2 separate regions of the Homo sapiens genome follow, and region 2 is linked to region 1. A link is an interaction called in ENCODE POLR2A ChIA-PET data of the cell type or tissue named here. Cell type or tissue: OCI-LY7. All regions are shown on one strand. Each heading gives the region's core, and the rest is flanking DNA. Links, peaks and the distances in the headings are about the cores only.

The links. Peaks named below come from ENCODE experiments on the same cell type or tissue, not always from the same donor. Only the 100,000 strongest peaks of a DNase experiment are listed, where the experiment ranks them.
Region 2: POLR2A ChIA-PET joins it to region 1 with 5 read pairs; 20 of 35 experiments call an interaction of 5 or more read pairs at or near these places.

Annotation. Positions count from the first base shown.
Region 1 is chr7:105,021,810-105,032,843 of GRCh38, forward strand. All of the region lies in intron 1 of KMT2E (lysine methyltransferase 2E (inactive)), which reads left to right. Among named protein-coding and RNA genes, the nearest start is that of KMT2E, 13 kb to the left of the region's middle. In OCI-LY7, for the core only: no CTCF peak of the experiment used is centred there; a DNase peak (open chromatin) is centred at 6,362.
Region 2 is chr7:105,075,917-105,086,950 of GRCh38, forward strand. It overlaps KMT2E (lysine methyltransferase 2E (inactive)), which reads left to right. Exons shown (of 27, transcript NM_182931.3): 9 at 127-165; 10 at 1,047-1,277; 11 at 1,387-1,517; 12 at 2,930-3,047; 13 at 5,772-5,881. Among named protein-coding and RNA genes, the nearest start is that of KMT2E, 67 kb to the left of the region's middle. In OCI-LY7, for the core only: no CTCF peak of the experiment used is centred there; no DNase peak of the experiment used is centred there.

The DNA.
Region 1 (11,034 bases), core at 4,103-9,102:
CTGATGATTCAATTTTTAATTAAAAAATTGCCACACACACATGATGAGGAATGCTAAAAAACCAAGATATTTTTGGTTTTAACTTAAAAATAATGTAAAATTTACTGAAAATTTACTTGAATAGTACAAATAACTCTCTTATACTGTGTACCAAGATCACCGGACTTGTGACATTTTGCTGTTTGCTTTATTATTCTCTTTATATATACACCTGGTATTTTTCCTGAACCATTTGAGAGTGGGTTTCATTGCCAGTAGTACTAGCCCCCTTACAGCCCTTATTACTGAAGTATGCATTTCCTAAGAACACGCATGTTTTCCTAAGTAACAGAGTAGTTGTCAAATTCAGGAAATTTAACATTGATGTAATACTAAATAGTCCATATTCTAGTTTTATCAGTTGTCCCTATTATGTCCTTTATTAGCATTTTTTTCAGTACCATTAGCCGATCCAAGATCACAGATTGCATTTAGTTTTGTTGTCCCTTAAGTCTCTTTTAATCTGGAACAGTTCCTCCATCTTTGTCTTTCATGACATTGGAAGGCTTATTATTTATATATTGCTCCTCAGTTTGGCTTGGTCTTAAGGTTTCTTCATTATTCAGGTTATACATTTTTGGCTAGAATACTAGATTAGAAATATGTGTTTTTCTATCGTCTGGAGGCATATGATGTTTGTTTGCCCTTTACTATTATGTTCATTTTGATAGCTTAGTTAAGGTGTTGAGTAGTTTCTCTATTGTATAGTTGATGTTTTTTTGACATTACTAATTAATTTTTGGGGAAATACTTTGAGATTGTATAAATATCCACTTCCTCATTAAACTTTCCTCTTCAAGATGTAGCGTCTGTTGATGATTCTTGCCTAAATAAAGTTTTTACTGTGTTGGTTGTAAATACACGAAGGTTTTTCTTTTCTTTTGCTTAATTAAAAAAACTAATTTTCTTCTTTTCTTTACTTGGGTACATACATACACATATACACCAGGGTTTTTAACTGATTTGTTTCTGGATAGTTGGGATTGTGGGAGTTTCGTTTTCTTGTTTTTTCTTTTCCAGTTTTTCTGTAAGGCATATGGGCTGCTTTTTAAATCACAACAAATAAAATAAATTTTAAGGAAGAAAAGTATAGATAAGATAGACAGTAGTATATGTATAATATTCCTGTACAGTTTTCCACCGAAATGGGATTTAAATAGTTTCCTGGATGCTGATCTAATTTGAAATCCAGAACACACACACAAAAGATGTGCTTCTAGTTCCTTATTTAGTCTTTAAAACTATTGCTAAATGAGTCTTGAGTTACAGTTGTATTGTTTAGGCTTATGATTTGCTAATGCCAGCAGCTTAATTTCTAAGGGCCAAAAACATCTTCCAATTTTGATACTCCCCTTTCTCCAATAAAAAAATCCATTACCCCGTCTCTACTAAAAATACAAAAAATTAGCTGGGCGTGGTGGCGGGCCCCTGTAATCCCAGCTACTTGGGAGGCTGGGGCAGGACAATCGCTTGAACCTGGGAGGCAGAGGTTGCAGTGAGCTGAGATTGCACCATTGTACTCCAGCCTGGGTGACAAGAGTGAGACTCTGTCTCAAAAAAAAAAAAAAAAAAAAGAGAGACAAAAATTCATTAAGCAATTTTTTTTTTTTTTTTGAGATGGAGTGTCGCTCTGTCGCCCAGGCTGGAGTGCAGTGGTGTGATCTCCACCCACTGCAAGCTCCGCCTTCCGGGTTCATGCCATTCTCCTGCCTCAGCCTCCCTAGTAGCAGGGACTACAGGTGCCCACCAGCAGGCCTGGCTAATTTTTTTGTATTTTTAGTAGAGATGGGGTTTTACTATGTTAGGCAAGATGGTCTGGATCTCCTGACCTTGTGATCCACCCACCTTGGCCTTCCAAAGTGCTGGGATTACAGGCTTGAGCCACTGTGCCCGGCTCCGTTAAGCAATTTTTAAAAAGTAAAATATTTTTTGGAAAACATTAAGATAGGTTATTTTTCACATACATGCAAATTAATGCTTTTTAAAAGGGGGTTGGTGAGATGGTATATACACAGATGGTAATACAGCAGAGCATGAAACATCTGTAATTCTAGGGCAAAGCGGTATATGGTTTCTAGAACTTTGTAGTTAAAGAAATATATACTCAGAAAGGTTAAGAAGGACAAGTAAAGGAAAAGAAACAGAAAAACACTTAGACTTTCATTACATTATGATAATACTCATCAGTTTTATGTATTTTCAGTTATAGCAAAATGTTGGTAGTGAATTTGGATGATAATTTAATTTCTTTGGAAATTTTCAGACAGGAGAAGAAAATTTTGAGACTTACAGAGTACATATTCTCTAAAACTTAAAATTTTCTTCTGAGAAAATTAAGATAATCATATTTCACAACAATGAAGATTAATGAAATACAGTGGATACTTAGCATTTGGTAGGTGCTTTAAAAAATAATTTGAATTGACTGTGTGCCAATATGTCTTAACAGATTGATGGAAGTTCAGTTTGTAGTACTACTAAGTCTTAATTCGGTGTTTAAACAAAAGGTATGGCGGAAGGTACAAAAACAAGCCCCATGATGAACGAAAGGATTTTCTTTCAGGCCAGAACTCCCATCCTGGACGTGTAAAGGAGTACCTTAATTGACTGAAGTTAAGAATCTACATTTAGAATTGACTTAAGAGAACTCTTTGTTATTTTTTTCTCACTGTGGCTCAAGGACCTCATGTATCAATTATATTAAAATGAACATTCTCAGACCAATCAAGTTTTTAGAGTAGGGCCTTGAATTTGCATTTTAGTACTGGCTCCAGCTCATTTTTATATTCCAGTTCTCTGCTTTTATTTTATAAGGAGATTGAGCTCCAGAGAGTTTAAATGATTTTCCCAAGGTCGTAAAGTTACATAGTGGTTAATCAAGGTTTAAAATTTAGGTCCTGATTCTTGGTGCTTTATACTTTTCCAAGAAATCATGCTGGACATTTCTTTTTAAAAGGCAGGCCACTATTTTCAGAGTCTGAAATAAGCAAATACTGGTCTTTGTACAGTGTCAAATGACAGACTCTCTGTCTACTGCTTGTGTATATTCCAGTTCAAGATGATTCATTGGTTTCCAGAACCTATAGGCTATTTGGATAAGGAGCTTGAATTAAAATCACAGCAGTACAAATTGGGATCAAGTTGTGGTTGAGCCTTGAATGCCAGATTAAAAGCATGTGTACTTAAGAGGAGTGCTACTGAAAAATTTGCACTGGAGAATGACATGTGGAACGTGGCTTATTTACCTCCAATTCTTAAGATGTAAAAGTAACATATGTTTATTAAAAGGACTCAAAACAGTACTTCTTTAGAAGCTGTATTGTATAGAGTAGAGATTCCAGAACCATACCACTTTGGTTTGATTGCACTCAAACCAGGTTGTACTTCTTTGGGCAATGTTTTCTACCTCTTTGTGCTTTTGTTTCTTGGTCTGCAAAATGGAGATAATAATAGAGCCTATTTCATAGTGTGGTTTTGAGAATTCAGTAAGTTAATTTGGGTAAAATTCTTAGAAGCTCTGTAGCCTTTTCTGTGATAGTTGTTTCTGGAAAAAAGTAAAAAAGTAAATCTCTGACTTCTGTGTGTAAGGTCTATCATATGCTAAGGTGATCACTATTTATAGTTTATGTATTTTTTTCTAAAATGTTTTATGTAGGTACTATAGATGTTTCCTTAATCTTCATTTAACCAATGTGCAGGATTAATAATTCTTCTTTTAAAAATACTAATGTCCATGTATGTTGAATGAATGTAAACTACTTTCTGCTGCTTCCACCAGTTGAGATGAATGCTCATGGAAGTTATAGGTTTCTTCCCAAATTGGCTAATTCTATTGTACTTGTAATGTGTTTATATTATTCTACTAAGTATTACGTAAACCAATGATAAATGAATGTGAAAAGAGAACTGTTTAAACGCAAACTAAGTTAAATGCTTTGGAAAACTTGATAAAGGCAAATTAATTGCTGAAGAAAATTGTAGTCAGTTTAGGTGTGGGCAAGATGACTAAAAGATTACAGGGAAAAAATAGAAATCTAGAAGGAAGTCTACATTCAGATTGCCCCACAAAGATCTAGGTAACTTATTTTGAAATATGTTGAACCAAAAACTGTGGACAATGCATTATTGATCTGGTTTATGTAGGAACAAGAAACCAGAATTCTAGTCAGGGGAGCTATACTCAAAGAATACATTTTGGCTTGAAACTAAAAAATTGATAAGGATATTTTAAATTACAAGTACAGTATTTAAGATACATGTATTATAATTCTCCATGTTAACTTTGATGAACTCGCAAACATCTAGTCTCCTGTATATATGTAAATTTAGATTTCTGTAATTCAAAAGGGGATGGATCCAATTACATACTGTAACTCTTTTGATCATTTAGTGTCTTGGAAATCTAAAAATGGGACTTCAGGATCTGACTCTGGTTTATCCAGTGGGGTTTATAGGACTCTGCTAGATGAAATAAGAGATTTCAAGTGGTTCTGGAACATATCAAGATCCAAAGACCTTTGTTGTCGTGTGAGATTTAAATTCTTTTTTAGGGACCTTTTGAACTCTGATAATACTATAGATTAATTTAGTGGCAGATAGTTGAGTGCCTTCCTATGTAAAAGCATCATAGTAGCTATTAATTTTGTCTTGTTCATCTTGCACATACTGCTTCCTAAGGGAAATAACTGATGATTGTGTTGGTTAACATCGCTGGAGTCAGATTGTGTGGTTTTTTCAAATGTAAGCCTGTAATTGGTGTACAGTAACCTAGTTGCTGTATATTAGTATTAATCGTTAGCTATACAGTAATCTGTCAACCATTTGATCTTTGAATTGTATGTTTAAACTGGCAAATCTCATGGATGTGATATGGTTGTACCAAAAGACAAATGCTGTTTTATTGTGTGATTACTTTGAGAATAATTGTGAGAAACTGGTAATTATCATTTAAATTGATCTACAGTGATAGTGGAAGTTATATGTCAAAGGAGATTTTGTCGACATAGCTTAAAATTTCACTTACAGAAGTTTAAAATTGGTACCTCTTACCTCCTAAAGTAAATAGTTCATTAAGGATTTTGGGAAAAGCAATTCTAGTTCAATCCCCAGCTACACACAGCAATTTCCTCATGCTTAAATGGTTTTTATGAGTGACTGATGAGCTCACTATATGTGGGTTATTTTTCATTTATATATAAAATCCCTTTGCAGAAAGGCCCCGCCCTCTTTTTTTTTTTTTTTTTTTTTTTTGGAGACAGGGTCTTGCTCTGTCACCCAGACTGGAGGGCAGTGGCATGATTATGGCTCGCTACAGCCTTAATCTCCCAGGCTCAAGTGATCCTCCCACCTCAGCCTCCCAAGTAACTGGGACTACAGGTGCCATGTCACCATGTCTGGCTAATTTAAAACAAATTTTTTTTTGTAGAGATAGGGTCTCACTAAACAGCCCATGCTGGTCTTTAACTCCTGGGATCAAACAGTCCTCCCACCTCAGCCTTACAATGAAGCTGGAAGGTGAAAGTGAGTGTAGTCTGTCTCATAGCAAAGGTACTGGTCCCTTATAGGACTCATTGTATCCACCAACCTCATTCTTGACATTTCATTTTTGCCTGTATTCTAAATTTTTTCAGAGATTGTGTGCTTTTTTTGAAGTTCAAGGCAGGCTACTCTAAAAGCTCATGTGTGTTTGCATACTGAGTATTTTTCTTATTGGATATGTGGATCTATTAATTCCATAATTCATTTTTGTGTGTAAAGTGCACAGACATTTTCTTTCCTTAAGCTTCAACTCTCTAGTTGTATTATACTAGTCTTCCCATTTCCGGGTTTTTGTTTTTCTATTTACATTACTGTATGAAGAGGAGGAAGCTGATCTTGGGATATCGTAAGTCTTGGAATTAAAAGACAGGAAAATGCTGTAGAAGTAAAACTGTTTAAACTTGAAAGTATTTACATATATATTTATAATTAATTTTGGTCCCTTGCTGATTTTATGGGTTTGGTAAGTACTTAGGAATTAAGTCTACTCTTAGTTTAGTCTTAAGATTTTTATAGTAAATATTTTAAATACATCTGAAATATTAAGATAATTATTCAAATATACTAATAGAGTTGCTGTTCTTTCACCATTTGCTTAGTGGCCAACAGTATTCTGATTGGAATTGATTATTATCATTGGACTGAATAATACAATTTTTGTATATTCTAAGAGACAACTAACATTAATAAATAAATATCTACACTGTGTCTACATATCGTACTCTGAGCAAAAAGATAGATATTTTGCTCATTTTTTCCTGAGTGGCATAGAGGAACTGAGACTTTTTTTTTTTTTTTGTGAGACAGAGTCTGGCTCTGTCGCCCAGGCTGGAGTGCAGTGGTGTGATCTCAGCTCACTGCAACCTCCGCCTCCTGTGTTCAAGCCATCCTCTCACCTCAGGCTCCCGAGTAGGTGGGACCACAGGCATGGGCCACCATGCCCGACTAATCTTTGAATTTCTTTGGAGACTGGGTTTCCCACATTGGCCTTGCTGGTCTTGAACTCCTGGGCTCAAGTGATCCGCCTGCCTCAGCCTCCCAAAGTGCTAGGATTACAGGCATGAGCCATCAGCCCAGTCGAGACTGAGACATTTCTGTTTTCTTTTTCCTCTTTCTTGCTTTTTTTTGAGGGATGGTCTCATTCACCCAGGCTGGAGTGCAGTGGCATGATTTTAGCTCACTGTAACCTCCACCTCCCAGGCTCAAGCAATTCTTGCACCTCAGCTTCCCTAGCTTACCTCAGGTGTTCAGCTTCATCTGCAGCACCACACCTGGCTAATTTTCATTTTTTGTTTTTTGTAGAGATGGGATTTCACCATGTTGTCCAGGGTGGTCTCTAATTCTTGAGCTCAAGTGATCCCTCCACCTTGGCCTCCCAAAGTGCTGAGATTACAAGTGTGAGCCACCGTGCACGGCCTGAGACTGAGACATTTCCTAGGGTCACATAGCTAAGGAGTGGCTGTTCAATAATTTGAATTAAAGTCATTTGAAAATTTTTGTAGCTTTCTGTTGATCCTTATAAAGGACTAATTCTTGACAAGGTATTGAGAATAAACATCATTAATCAAAGGCAGCTGCTTAAGAAAACTACTCTAAGGCCGGGCACGGTGGCTCATGTCTATAATCCCAGCACTTTGGGAGGACGAGGTAGGTGGATCACTTGAAGTCAGGAGTTCGAGACTAGCCTGGCCAACATAGGGAAACCCCGTCTCTACTAAAATACAAAAATTAGCCAGTTGTGGTGGTGCACGCCTGTAATCTAGCTACGTGGGAGGCTGAGTCAGAGGAATTGCTTGAACCTGGGAGGCAGAGGTTGCAGTGAGCTGAGATCGTGCCACTGCACTCCAGGAAAAAAAAACACTACTTGAAGGTACCCTTGATTATATTGGATTGCCATAGGTCATTTCAGGTGTCATAAGAGCAATATAATTTTGTTCATTGCCCATTCCCAAGAACCTAGAGCAGTATCTAGAACATAGTATATGTTCAATAAATATGTTAAATGAATGAATTTGATTTGATTTGGTTTTAAAATAGAATAGTTGTACTCTGAGGGAGGAGGGAAATGCTTAAACAATACTAAGAATTCCATTCTTTAGAGACAAATTACTTAGAAGTTGATAGTGACATATTGAAAGGGTTGTTGATTGTTGGATTATTCAGGTGATGAAGATGATGGTAGGGGCCATGGCGGCTGAGGGAGAATGAGTCTTAAACACTGAGGAGGCACAAAAGATTGGGTGGCTGGATATAATAGGAAACTGGAACGAAAGAAGGAGAAGAGAATGGCGATACTGATAAAAAATAGAATGAAAGAAGATGTGTGGAAAAGAAAGTTTCACTTTGAAGGCTTGATTTTTGAAGTGATGGCAGATATAGATATACATCCAATAGATGAGTGGGAAAAGTAAATCAAACAGAAATGAAAAATTGAGTCCAAGATTGATGGGAGACTAATAATGGGGAGGACTGAGCCTGGGGGCAACTACATTAGTAACAGTGGCAGGTTTTGTTTTTTCATGTTCATTTAAAGGAAGGAGGAGAGATTTATGTGTTAGAAAAAGGGAAATTGTGGTTTAATCAATAATAATTTAGGTGGGTATCCTAGCCACTGAATTACAGGCTTTGAGGTAATATAGAAATACCTCAGTTCTTGCTATGGAGTCAAATAGATGATCTAATTGTGGAAGCTATACATTTAGCAGCTGTTCTAGAACAATGTCTGTCAAAATATAAACCAGTAGTTAATGTAAGTAGTGCATTCTTTAGGAGGTTAAGAAGGGAAGACATTAGTGTAGAACAAGTTTTATAGCTGGAGAAGTCTTTTGAGATAAAGTCTAGTCAAATTGTTATTTACAGGTGAGGAAACAGCCCTTAGGAGGTTGATTTGCCAGATATCTTAAAACTATCTAAAAAAATTGGGAAGGCTTCAAGGAAGCATTGGTTCTTGAAGGTCTAATATGATTTTTATTGGGTGGGAAAGAAAAGGAAAAGAAAATTAGTGAATTTGAAGAGGAATGAGCAAGGATATGCCAACAATAGCAAAAAAGACTTGCATAATCAAAGGAGTTATAGATTGGATTATTAGTATGGAACAAGATAACCTGATAAAATGTCAACATTAGGAACTTGACTGGAATTACTGTGAACTACACTTTTTTTGAATAGGTCAAAGTTATGAGGAAACTAGTGGCTTTTGAAGTATAATATTCTGTCCAATGTTGTAACCAGTACTAAAATAGAGCACTGGTGTGAATGCCCTTTTAGTTTTTTGATAAGGCATTCAGGCCACATCTCAGACCTACTACATGAGAATCTCTAGGGTAAGGCCTAGGAACCTATCATTTTCTACTCCTATCCCCAGGTATATGAAAAGTAACAGTTGTGGATCTATGTTTGGGAACCAGTGGTTTAAAAGCCACATTAGTATAGGGAAAGAAACTACTTAGGGAAGTATTCATTGCCCAGGTCTGAGATAATAAAATGTAGACAGTATCATCAGAAAGATTTGTTTAAATTCTATTAATTAGATTTTATGCACGTTGTTTTTAGAGAGGGAAAGAAGAAAAATCTCAAGTTTTCTAGTATGAAAGAAATGGATTCAAAATAGTGATAGAAAGCATACTTAGAAGGAGATAGAAGGAGAGTGAGGACACTGTTTTACTTGCGATTAAAGAATGACAGAATAGGCTGGGCACGGTGGCTCATGCCTGTAATCCTAACACCTTGGGAGGCCAAGGTGGGTGGATCACTTGAGGTCAGGAGATCGAAAACAGCCTGGCCAACATGGTGAAACCCTGTCTCTACTAAAAACATAAAAAATTATCCAGGCGTGGTGGCAGATACCTGTGATCGAGGTACTTGGGAGACTGAGGCAGGACAATCGCTTGATCCTGGGAGGTGGAGGTTGCAGTGAGCCAAGATGGCGCCATTGCATTCCAGCCTGGGCAACAAGAGCAAACTCCGTCTGAGGATTGGGGGGGTGGTGGGAGGGTGGGGAAGAAAGAATGACAGAATAAAATAATTGCCAACTTCATTTTAATCAAAAACCTGCTCTTATTTGGTTATTTAATGGCTGAAAAAGGTGAGGCACGGTGGCTCATGCCTGTAATCCCATCACTTTGGGAGGCCAAGGTGGGCAGATCACTTGAGGTCAGGAGTTTGAAACCAGCCTGGCCAATATGATGAAACGCCATCTCTACTAAAAATACAAAAATTAGCTGGGCATGGTGGCGGGCACCTGTAATGCCACCTAATTGGGAGGCTGAGGCAGGAGAATTGGTTGAACATGGGAGGCGGAGGTTGCAGTGACTCGAGATTGTGCTACAGCACTCCAGCCTGGGTGACAGAGTGAAACTGTCTCAAAAATAAATAAATAAATTAAATAAATAAATAAATAAAGGCCAGGCATGGTGGCTCATGCCTGTAATCCCTGCACTTTGGGAGGCCAAGGTGGGTGGATCACTGGAGGTCAGGAGCTTGAGACCAGTGTGGCCAACATGATAAAACTCTGTCTCTACTGAAAATACAAAAACTATCTGGGCATGGTGGCGCGCCTGTAGTCCCGGCTACTTAGGAGGCTGAGGCGGGATAGTCTCTTGAACCCAGGAGACAGGTTACAGTCAGCCGAAATCACACTACTGCACTCCACACTCCAGCCTGGGCGACATAGCAAGACTCTTATCACAAAAAAAAAAAAAAAAAAAAAAAGGCTAAAAAGTAATAATGATCAAGTCTAATGGTCTATATAGGTTAAGTAAGTTAAAGATAAATGGGGCTGGGCGTGGTGGCTCAAGCCTGTAATCCCAGCATTTTGGAAGGTTGAGGCAGGCAGATCACCTGAGGTCAGGAGTTCGAGACCAGCCTGGCCAACATGGTGAAATGCTGTCTCTACTAAAAATACAAAAATTAGCTGGGCATGGTGGCAGACACCTGTATTCCCAGCTTCTTGGGAAGCTGAGGCAGGAATATCGCTTGAACCTGGGAGGTGGAGGTTGCAGTGAGCAGAGATCGCACCACTGTACTCCAGCCTGGATGACAGAGCGAGACTCCGTCTCAAGAAAAAAAAAGCGTTTGCAGGATTTTAAAAAAAAGTTATTTACTTATTTTTGTTTTACTTATTTATTTTTTTTAGAGACAGAGTCTTGGTCTGTTCCCCACGCTGGAGTACACTGGTGCTATCATGGTTCACTGTCACCTCAGACTCCTGGGCTCAAGTGACGTTGTCACCTCAGCCTCCCAGTTAGCTGGGATTACAGGCACATACCACTACCCCTGGCTAATTTTTAAAAATTTTTTTGTAGAGACAGGGTCTTGGTTTTTTGCCCAGGCTGGCCTCAAACTCCTGGCCTCAAGCAGTCCTCCTGCCTTGGCCTCCCAAAATGTGGGATAACAGTTGTGAGCCACCATGTCCATCATAGGATTTTGTTGTTGTTTGATTATTAATTACAATAAGCT
Region 2 (11,034 bases), core at 642-5,641, 51 kb after region 1:
CTTTCTTGGTTACCAAATTTTTTGTTATGACACTTCAGTTAAAAGTTTCAATGAACCAATTAATTCTTAAATATTAATTATGTCCAGTTTTTTAGGAAACTAACTAGAATTCCATGTTTATTTTAGGCATTTCGTGAAGGATCTAGGAAGTCATCAAGAGTTAAGGTAAATACATTAATTTTAAGGTGTTGTTATCAACTGTCATTTATTCAGGAGCTACATGCTTGCTTGACCATATCTTTACTTAATGCTCTGTTTATTGTGTGTCATGTCTTTGCCTATTATCTTTACCAGGAGTGGGACCTTAGTTCTAATTGGAGTAATATACTACTCTTGTAGTTAACACTGTTAAAATATTAATCAAAAGGGGGAGGTATATAAGCAATTTCTAATTTTATAATTTTGGGCAATTTGAATTTCCTTTATTACTATAATCCATGTCTCTGATGCCAGTTAGTATTACTATACTGTACTTAGGAATGCAGAATCACATTTGGAACTTGAAAATTTGCACTTTTGCATAGTTGGGATTCTAGAGAGTTAGTCAAGTCAGTTGTCATACTATAAATTCACCATAGAACAACCATATCAATACAAACCAGTCAGAATGATCGATGGTAGCTAAAAAGTATCTTGAATTAATTAATGTATGTCCTCACTTTTTTAGATGCTAAAATTGCTGAGAGAAGCGAGGCTCCTCGCCTCTGTCTGACCCCAAAACATAAGTTTGTCTGGGGTCACAGAGGTCAGCTGTATGCTGTTACTATAGTTTTCTGGCTTAGGTAGAAAAGGATAACAAATTTCTAAAATTGTCACATTAAATAGGATGTGGGGAGCATGTTACAGTGTATCTTTTGTCCCTGTGGTATTTATTATTCCACATTTCTGGAAAAGAAACCGTTAAACAGCAGTTTCTAGTTTATATTATGTTCTTTTGTATAGATTGCCGTTAATTTTGTGTGTGTGTGTGTGTGTGTGTGTGTGTGTGTGTGTGTGTGTGTGTAAGTCCGTAAGTCCAGATACTAAAGCTCAGTTTATGATTTTAGGGTTCAGCTCCAGAGATTGATCCTTCATCTGATGGTTCAAATTTTGGATGGGAGACAAAGATCAAAGCATGGATGGATCGATATGAAGAAGCAAATAACAACCAGTACAGTGAGGGTGTTCAGAGGGAGGCACAAAGAATAGCTCTGAGATTAGGCAATGGAAATGACAAAAAAGAGATGAATAAATCCGATTTGAATACCAACAATTTGCTCTTCAAACCTCCTGTAGAGGTAAATACATCATTTGTCCAAAAATTGTAAAGCAGTTTTATATTGTGAATTTTTAGTTAAACTGAAAACAAGCAAGTTTATTTAATCTCAACATTTACTCTGATTTTAGAGCCATATACAAAAGAATAAGAAAATTCTTAAATCTGCAAAAGATTTGCCTCCTGATGCACTTATCATTGAATACAGAGGGAAGTTTATGCTGAGAGAACAGTTTGAAGCAAATGGGTATTTCTTTAAAAGGTATATTCATTTATTTTCCCATGTTCATTTTCTGTAGGTAAATATTGAACTTTTGGCTGTTTTACCTAGATGTTGTGATTATATGTACTTTTTTTCCTACATGATCATTTCAGTATTTAAAGCTGTAGTGTGGTTGAACAGTGACTGATGATAATTTTTGAACTACGATAAACTAAAACAACATAAAAAAATGCAAAGATATATTCCGGTCTCTTGCTCATGTCTGTCTTGCTGAAAATCCTAAAACAATCTACTTCAAAGATTAACCAACAGCAATATAGGTTGGATATAGAAGGATATCAGTCAGGAATTCTGATTGATTGAGATTACAAGGAACCCTTTCCATCTGGGACTCATGATAATTCCTCATAACGTAATAGCCGGAATGGAGAAAGACCATGGTAACCATAGGAGAAACCCCTTCCTCTTTATTAGACAGTGTTAGATTGGGTCCTACATTATTGCCACCACTTTCAACACCCACTTTGTTGGTATTGGAATGGTATTGGAGGTCTCTTCTTTGGTTTGAGATTTGTATGCAGAATTAATATGACCCTTTGATAGGCGTTGCTTCCCTGTAGTCTAGAAGTATGTTCATATCTGTAGGAGAACATTCCTAGTCTGTGTCCTACAATTATCAAAAACATTTATTGTTTATAACTTGAATATTTACTTAAGATATGAAAGATACACAGCAATTTCTCCCTATTATGTAGCAGATTTGATCTGAAACGGTATAAGACAGATACTTTTAAATGCACCAGGAAATGTGAACTCTAAAGACATCAAATTAATCTTGTGAATGCAGTAGTCACTCTCTTTTTATCTTTCTTTGTAAATTGGAATTTCTACCTTCCATTAATTGCCTTTGATTTAGGTGAGGTTATGGGGCAGGTAAAAATCTCATTAGCATAAACTAGCATAAGATAAGAGTGAATTGTGGAGTCAGACTGCCTATATTCAAATCTTGGCTTCACTATGTCTTTTAGAAGTTTCTTAGACTCTGTGTTCTTAAGTTTCTTCATCACTTTGCCTCTGAAGAGTAACAGATTATTGTCCTAAAATGTTGACTTTTGTTTGTTTGTTTGTTTTTGAGACAGTCTCGCTCTATCAGTGAGGCATGATCATGGCTCACTGCAGCCTTGATGTCCTGGGCTCAGGTGATCCTCCCACCTCAGCTTCCCAGGTAGCTGGGACTACAGGCACATGCTACCATGCCTGGCCTTTTTTTTTTTTTTTTTTTTTTTTTTTTTTTGTAAATACGGAGTGTCGCCATGTTGCCCAGGTTGGTCTTGATCTCCTGGACTCAAGCAATCCACCTGCCTCGGCCTCCCAAAGTGCTGGAATTACAGGTGTGAACCAGCATGCCCGGCCTAAAATGTTAATAGCTTATAATGTTTCTTTCTTTGTAGACCATACCCTTTTGTGTTATTCTACTCTAAATTTCATGGGCTAGAAATGTGTGTTGATGCAAGGACTTTTGGGAATGAGGCTCGATTCATCAGGCGGTCTTGTACACCCAATGCAGAGGTAAGCTTATAGAAATTTTTTGGGGAGATGTGGGTGCTGGGGGTGTGTTGGAATCTGAGCAATAAGCACAAAACTCAGGTCACTGACCTAAGACACTTTCCACCTGTTGGTGCATTTTATACTGCCCAGCCTGTTTTTTTGTGAAAATTTATGTGATAACTGGCTATGAAGTCTTTTTTTTTTTTTTTTGAGACGGAGTTTCACTCTTGTTGCCCAGGCTGGAATACAATGGCACGATCTCAGCTCATGTAACCTCCGTCTTCCGGGCTCAAGTGATTCTCATGCCTCAGCCTCCCGAATAGGTGGGATTACAGGCACGCACCACCATGCCCGGCTATTTTTTTGCATTTTTAGTAGGGACGGGGTTTCACCATTTTGACCAGGCTGGTCTCGAACTCCGGACCTCAGGTGATTTGCCCATCTCAGCCTCCCAAAATGCTGGGATTACGAGTGTAAGCCACCATGCCTGGCCGCTATGAAGTCTTAAAAATTACTTTGCACCTTGAAGAAATGATGATGCTCCTTATAAGAGGAAATATTGGACTTCCTTTTTTTTTTTTTTTTTTTTTTTTTTTTTTGAGGCAGTGTCTCACTGTCTCCCAGGCTGGAGTGTGGTGTCATGAGCACAGCTCACTACAGCCTCCGTGACCTCTCATGCTCAAGTGATCCTCCTGTCTCAGCTTTCTGAGTAGGTGGGACTGCAGGCGTGTGCAACCATGCCCAGCTAATTTTTTAAATTTTTGCAGAGATGGAGTCTCATTTTGCTGCCCAGGCTGGTCTCCAACTCCTGGGCCAAGTGATCCTTCTGCCTTAGCCTCCCAAAGGGCTGGGATTACAGGCATGAGCCTGCCCGGACTTTTTAAATCATTATTATTATTATTATTATTATTATTTTTGAGGCAGGGTCTTGCCTAGGCTGGAGTGCAGAGGTGCAATCATGGCTCACTGGAGCCTCAACTTCCTGGGCCTTTAGGAGGTAAAGTTATCTTCTCACCTCAGACTTCTGAGTAGCTGGGACCACAGGTGCGTGCCACCATGCCCAACTAATGATTCTTTAATTTTTTGTAGAGTTGGGTTCTCCCTATGTTGTCCAGACTGGTCTGGAGCTCCTGTGTTCAAGCAATCCTCCTGCCTCGGCCTCCCTAAATGCTAGGATTACAGGCATGAGCCACCAGGTCCAGCCTAATACTGGACGACTTTCCTTCTATCTTGGAAGCTCTATTTATGGCTCAATACATGCGATGATTTAAGTTAGATGACAAAGCTAAAATCTAAAGTAGATTTTGTATGTTCTACTGTAAAATTTTTAATAATGTTATATTTTAGTGTGGAGTAGAAAATCGTGTTGGTTTTGTTTTTTACATGTCAAAATGAAGCTTTTTAGTTTTGTAATTATATAATGTTGCAGCCAAGAATGTAGGTGTTTTTTTTTTTTCCTCTCTTTTCTTTTTTTAAAAGACAGGATCTTGCCATGTTGCCCAGGCTGGCCTGGAACTCCTGGGCTCAAGTGTTTGTTCTGCTTCAGCCGCCAGAGTAGCTGGGATTATAGGCATGCGCTGCTGCACCCAGCTAAGAGTACAGATTTTGGAACCAGACTTAAATTTATTTCTTCTCTGTGACTTACTAGCTTTTTAACCTCAGTTTTATCTGTAAAAAGGTGATATGAAGACTGAAGGAGTTAATACATATAAAGTATATAGAATAGTGTCTTGTCATAGAAAAGTAGCGTTTGCTCAACCATTATTGCACTCATCAAACCTAAGAAGGCCAGGCACAGTGGCTCACACCTGTAATCCCAGCACTTTGGGAGGCCAAAGTGGGTGGATCACCTGAGGTCAGGAGTTCAAGACCAGCCTGACCAACATGGTGAAACCCCATCCCTACTAAAAATTAGCCAGGTGTGGTGGCACGCACCTGTAGTCCCAGCTACTTGGGAGGCTGAGACAGGAGAATCACTTGAATCTGAGAGGTTGGGGTTGCAGTGAGCCAAGATTGCATCATTGCACTCCAGCCTGGATGGCAGAGTGAGACTCTGTCTCAAAACAACAACAGCAACAACAAAAAACCCTAAGATGCCACCAGTTATAAGACTCCTGATTTCAGAGATGCTAAAAGGTGAAAAAAAAGAATTGATGAGGCTGGGTGCGGTGGCTCACGCCTGTAATCCCAGCACTTGGGGAGGCCGAGGCCGGCACATCATGAGGTCAGGAGATTGAGACCATCCTGGCTAACACTGTGAAAACTCGTCTCTACTAAAAATACAAAAAAAAATAAGCCGGGCATGGTGGCAGGTGCCTGTAGTTCCAGCTACTCGGGAGGCTGAGGCAGGAGAATGGCGTGAACCTGGGAGGCGGAGCTTGCAGTGAGCCGAGATCGCACCACTGCACTCCAGCCTGGGCGAAAGTGTGAGACTCGTCTCAAAAAAATAAAAATAAGAAGAATTGATGAAATATAGTATTTTTATTATTATTATTATTATTATTATTATTTTGATGCCACATTGTGGGCTCTAGGGGTTGGGGTGGCAGTGGATAGCAGTATATGATTGAAAAACCTTCCCAGTTGATAACCACCAATAGATAGTTATAAGCCTTGTCATTAATGACATATTTTCCAGGTTGTGTTTGTGAAATAATTTGAAAAGAATAATTTTCAAAATTGTAAGCTGATGCTTCTGAAGGCAGAAAGTAATTTATGGTAATGTACAATTATTTTAACTTTTAGGTGAGGCATGAAATTCAAGATGGAACCATACATCTTTATATTTATTCTATACACAGTATTCCAAAGGGAACTGAAATTACTATTGCCTTTGATTTTGACTATGGAAATTGGTGAGTTCAAGTCTATAAATGTAATCTGTTGTTTGAAAATAGTTCCATAATGTCCCTGTAATAATTTAGGTATTGTCATTACTTTTATAGCTTTTTATTTTTATCTATCATGAATCAGTTAAAAGTACTTGAAAACCAGAAGTTTAGTATCAGCCTCTATTACAGCATTGCTACTTTTCATTTCTACATTTTCCTTAATTATTATTGTAATGTAAATGTTCACAGTAATTATAACAAGTAACCCTAATTCAGCCATACAACACTGACCTTGTTTATGTGAGAATTTTTTTCTTCTTCTAGGGGATATAATTTTAGTCATACAGTTTATTTGGTTAATCAGTATGAATGAATAATTTGTCTTTTGCCCCTCAAAACAAAAGAAAATTTTCTTTGCAGTATAAATTAAAAGGGTTTGTTGGAGATCCTACAAAGAAACTCTAAGAACTATTTTTCTGAAATACTAGTAAAAAACTAATGATAAATCTCAGTACAGTTGGCCCTTGCACAATGCGGGGTTGGAGCACCAACTGCCTGCACAGTCCACAATCTGCGTATACATTTTGACTCCCCAGAAACTTTACTAATAGCCTACGGTTGACTGGAAGTGTTACCAATGACAATTAACACATATTCTGTATGTCTTATACTGTATTCTTACAATAAAGTAAGCTGGAGAAAAGAAAATGTTTTTAAGAAAATCATAAGGAAGATACAATATATTTACTGTTCATTAAGTGGAAGTGGATTATCGTAAAGGTCTTCATCCTCATCTTCATGTTGAGTAGGCTGAGGAGGAAGGGTGGGGGTTGCTCTTGCTGTCTCAGGGGTGACAGAGGGAGAAGGGGTAGTAGAAGGGGAGGCAGGAGAGGGAAGCACATATGGTGTAACTTTATGAAAACATATTAGTAATTTCTGCCTGGCTTTTTTGCTTTCTCATTTCTCTAAAAATGTTTCTATATGGTGCCAGTCTTCCGTCATTTGCTTTAGCTTCAGTGCCCATATCATAGAAGAGTCCATATCATAAAAAAGTAAAAAATCAGTCTTGAAAACAATGGAGCCCTTCTGCCAGATTGTCTAATGTAAATTTGTTTTTTGGCACTGCTTTTTCTACATCTTCTTTCTCATCATCTGGCACTGGTTTGGAAGCAATCATCTCCATTAGGCATCTTCTGTTAATTTCTCTGGTGTGGTGTCTATTAGCTCTTGAATTTCTCTGAGATCCATATCTGTATTCTTCCTTCATCCCCACCTTTTTTTGTTATATCCATGATCTCTTTCATGATTTTTCTGATTGGCTCTGATGTAAATCCTGTGAAGTCATGCACAACATCTGGACACAGTTCACTCCAGCAGGAATTTATTGTTTTGGGCATGATGGCTTTCACAGCTTTTTCTATAATGATGGCATCTTCGATGGTATAATCCTTCCAGACTTTCATGATCTTCTCTTTCAGGGTTCTGTTCCATAGTGTTGACATTCTTTTCCATAGAGTACTGTGTGTAATGAGCCTTAAAGGCCATTATCACTCCTTGATTTAGAGGCTGAATTAGAGACACTTTGATGCCCTCAGTGTTGAACTCATAGGGTTCTGGGTGGCCAGGGGCATTGCCCAGTATCAAAAGACATTTAAAAGGCAATCCCTTCCTAGCTACCTGTTGTCTGACTTGAGGGACAAAGCATCAATGGTACCAATCCAGAAAAAGGGTTCTCCTCCAGGTTTTCTTGTTATACAACCAAAAGACTGGCAGCTTCCGTTTGTTTTCCCTTCAAGGCTTGGGTTTAGCAGCTTTATAGATAAGGGCAGTCCTGATCATAAACCCAAATGCATTTGCACAAAACAGTAGAGTTAATCTGTCCCTTCCTGCCTTAAATCCTGGTGCTTCCTTCTCTTCCTTACTAATAAATGTCTTTTTATGACTTTCCCCCCCCAGAATAGGACATTTGTGTCTGCATTAAAAGACTTTTCAGGCAGATACTCTTTCTCCTCAGTGATTTTCTTAATGGTGTCTGAGAACTCATCTGCTGCCTCTTATTCAGCAGAAGTGGCTTTACCTGTTAAGCTAGACCTCTTTTTAAAATCATCAAACCATACATTACTGGCATTAAATGCTCCAATTTTAGGTCTTTCATATTCCTTTTGTTTTATGTTATCATTTAATGACTTCACTTTTTCTAGAAACATATTAGGATCTATAGCTATGTCTTTCTTATATAGCACGCATGCACCCACATAAAAGCTTCATTTGCAATACAAGATAAAAAGGTATATTGCAAAAAGTGCATGGTTTTCACATTCTGCGGCCCAGCTGCGGTGATGGCTCCACAAATTTCCTTTTATTATTATTTTTTACAATGGTACTTATGCTGGATTCATTTATCTTGAGATGGTGGAGAACTACAACTGCACACCTCAATCTACCATACATCTTTAGCAATTCAACTTCTTCTTGCAATGTGATAACTTCTTTGCTTCTCTGGAGCACTTCCAGCATCACTAGTGGCACTTTGTATAGGTCACATAGGTGTTACTCAAAATTTACTGTATTGACCAGGTGCGGTGGCTCACACCTGTAATCCCAGCACTTGGGAGGCCAAGGCGGGCGGATTACTTGAGGCCAGGAGTTCAAGACCAGCCTGGCAAACATGGTGAAACCCCATCTCTACTAAAAATAAAAAAAATTATCCGGGCGTGGTGGCGGGCCCCTGTAATCCCAGCTACTCGGGAGGCTGAGGCAGAAGAATTGCTTGAACCTGGGAAGTGGAGGTTGCAGTGAGCCAAGATCGGACCACTGCACTCCAGCCTGAGTGACAGAGCAAGACTCTGTCTCAAGAAAAAAAAAAAAATTACTGTATTGCACTGAAGACTATGAAGAATTCATGAGAACCACAAGAGATCACTTTTTATTGCCATACACAATTTACTGAGAGATGAACTGCTCCTGGGCATGTGTCACATGGCATTTTACATAGACACTCCCAACACTTGAGGCACCACAATAGCAACAGGAGGTGGCTACAAAGTTATTATAGTAGTACAGAATGTACTACAGTTAGTTTTAAATAGTTATGATTTAATAATATGTCTTTACATGACTGGAGTGTGAATGGCACCATGTAAGGTCTGTATGTGTGTGCATAGGTTTTGATAAATTTTAACTTTTTATAATTTGTGTATATTTTATGGTAATAAATGATAGAATAGACTACTATCTACATGCATATGCATTCTTGACATAACTTTTTCTTTTTTTTTTAATATTTCTAGGCTATATAGTTCGTCTGTTTTTTCAAATTGTTGCAATTGTTGCAAATTTTCAAACATGTTTCCAATATATGTATTGAAAAAAATCCATGTATAACTATAATGTGCACAGTTCAAACTTGTGTTGTTCAAGGGTCAGCAGTATGGAAACTTGTTTCAGTTTTTAAAAATTTAATAGAAAAATGTAAACAATAATACAAACACCCAGCCAGGTGCAGTGGCTCATGCCTGTAATCCAGGCACACTGGGAGGCTGAGGCGGGTGGATCACCTGAGGTCAGGGGTTCAAAACCAGCTTGGCCAACATGGCGAAACCCCGTCTCTACTAAAAATACAAAATTAGCCGGGCATGGTGGCACATGCCTGTAATCCCAGCTACTTGGGAGGCTGAGTCAGGAGAATCGCTTGAACCTGGGAGATGGAGGTTGCAGTGAGCTGAGATTGTGCCACTACACTCCAGCCTGGGCAACAATAGCAAAACATCTCAAAAATAAAATAAAATAATAATACAAACACCCATGTACTTCTCAAATTAAGAAATTAAAACATTATCCATTGAAGCCCCTTAACGTTTAGCAGCCACATTGCATCTGTCTTCCTTCCTTCACTAACTGCTATCTTTAATTTGATTTTTTTTTTTTGGAGACGGAGTCTCGCTCTGTCGCCTAGGATGGAGTGTGGTGGCACAATTTCAGCTCACTGCAGGCTCCGCTTCCCAGGTTCATGCCATTCTCCCGCCTCGGAGAGTATAGGCACCCGCCACCATGCCTGACTAATTTTGTTTTTGTATTTTTAGTAGAGATGGGGTTTCACCGTGTTAGCCAGGATGGTCTCCATCCCCTGACCTCATGGTCCGCCCGCCTCGGCCTCCCAAAGTGTTGAGATTACAGGCATGAGCCACCACCACCGGCCCTTTAATTTGATTTCTTTAACATTTTACTATGTCTGTATTTGTTGGCAAATATTATCTAGAATTTTGTATATTTTTAAACTTTTATGTAAATTGTGACTTGCTGTATTCTTTAGCATTTTTTTCACATTTATTACGTGAGATTAACCTGCATTGTGTGTACCTATACTTCATTTATTTTCACTGCCTATGGTATTTATCCATTTCACTATTGACCTTTATATTGACAAAAGAATGCTCCTAGGGCTTTCTGAACATGTCTGCATGTGTGTACATGTCCTCTCCATGGTAGGAACATAGTATGTACATGTTCTCTCCATGGTAGGGACATAGGAGTGGAATTGCTGGGTTGTAGAATGCGCACAGCATGAGTTTTTGCCAGATGTGAGTGAATGTCTAAGAAGCTTGTACCAGTTTCCTAAGTAATTTATTGCCTTGCTGTACTTCTTTACTCCTAAGACTTTAAAAATATATGGTGGTTGCTATGACTCACGGCTGTAATCCCAGCACTGTGGGAGGCCATGGTGGGCGGATCACTTGAGGTCAGGAGATCGAGACCAGCCTGGCCAACATGATGAAACTCCATCTCTACTAAAAATACAAAAATTAGCCAGGTGTGGTGGCGCACATCTGTAATCCCAGCTACTCAGGAGGCTGAGACAGGAGAATCACTTGAACCTGGGAGGTGGAGGTTGCAGTGAGCCAATATTGCGCCACTGCACTCCAGCCTGGGTGACAGAGCGAGACTCCATCTCAAAAAATAAAAAAATATATAAATAAAATAAATTAAAAATATAAATATATATAAAATAAATATAATATATAAAAATATGATTATATATAAAATATATATACCACTCCACATGAGCTAGCATATATAGTATATATAATATATATTAGCATATATATGCTATATATTATAGCATATATATTATATATTATATAGCATATATATGCTACATATAAGTATATATAGTATGC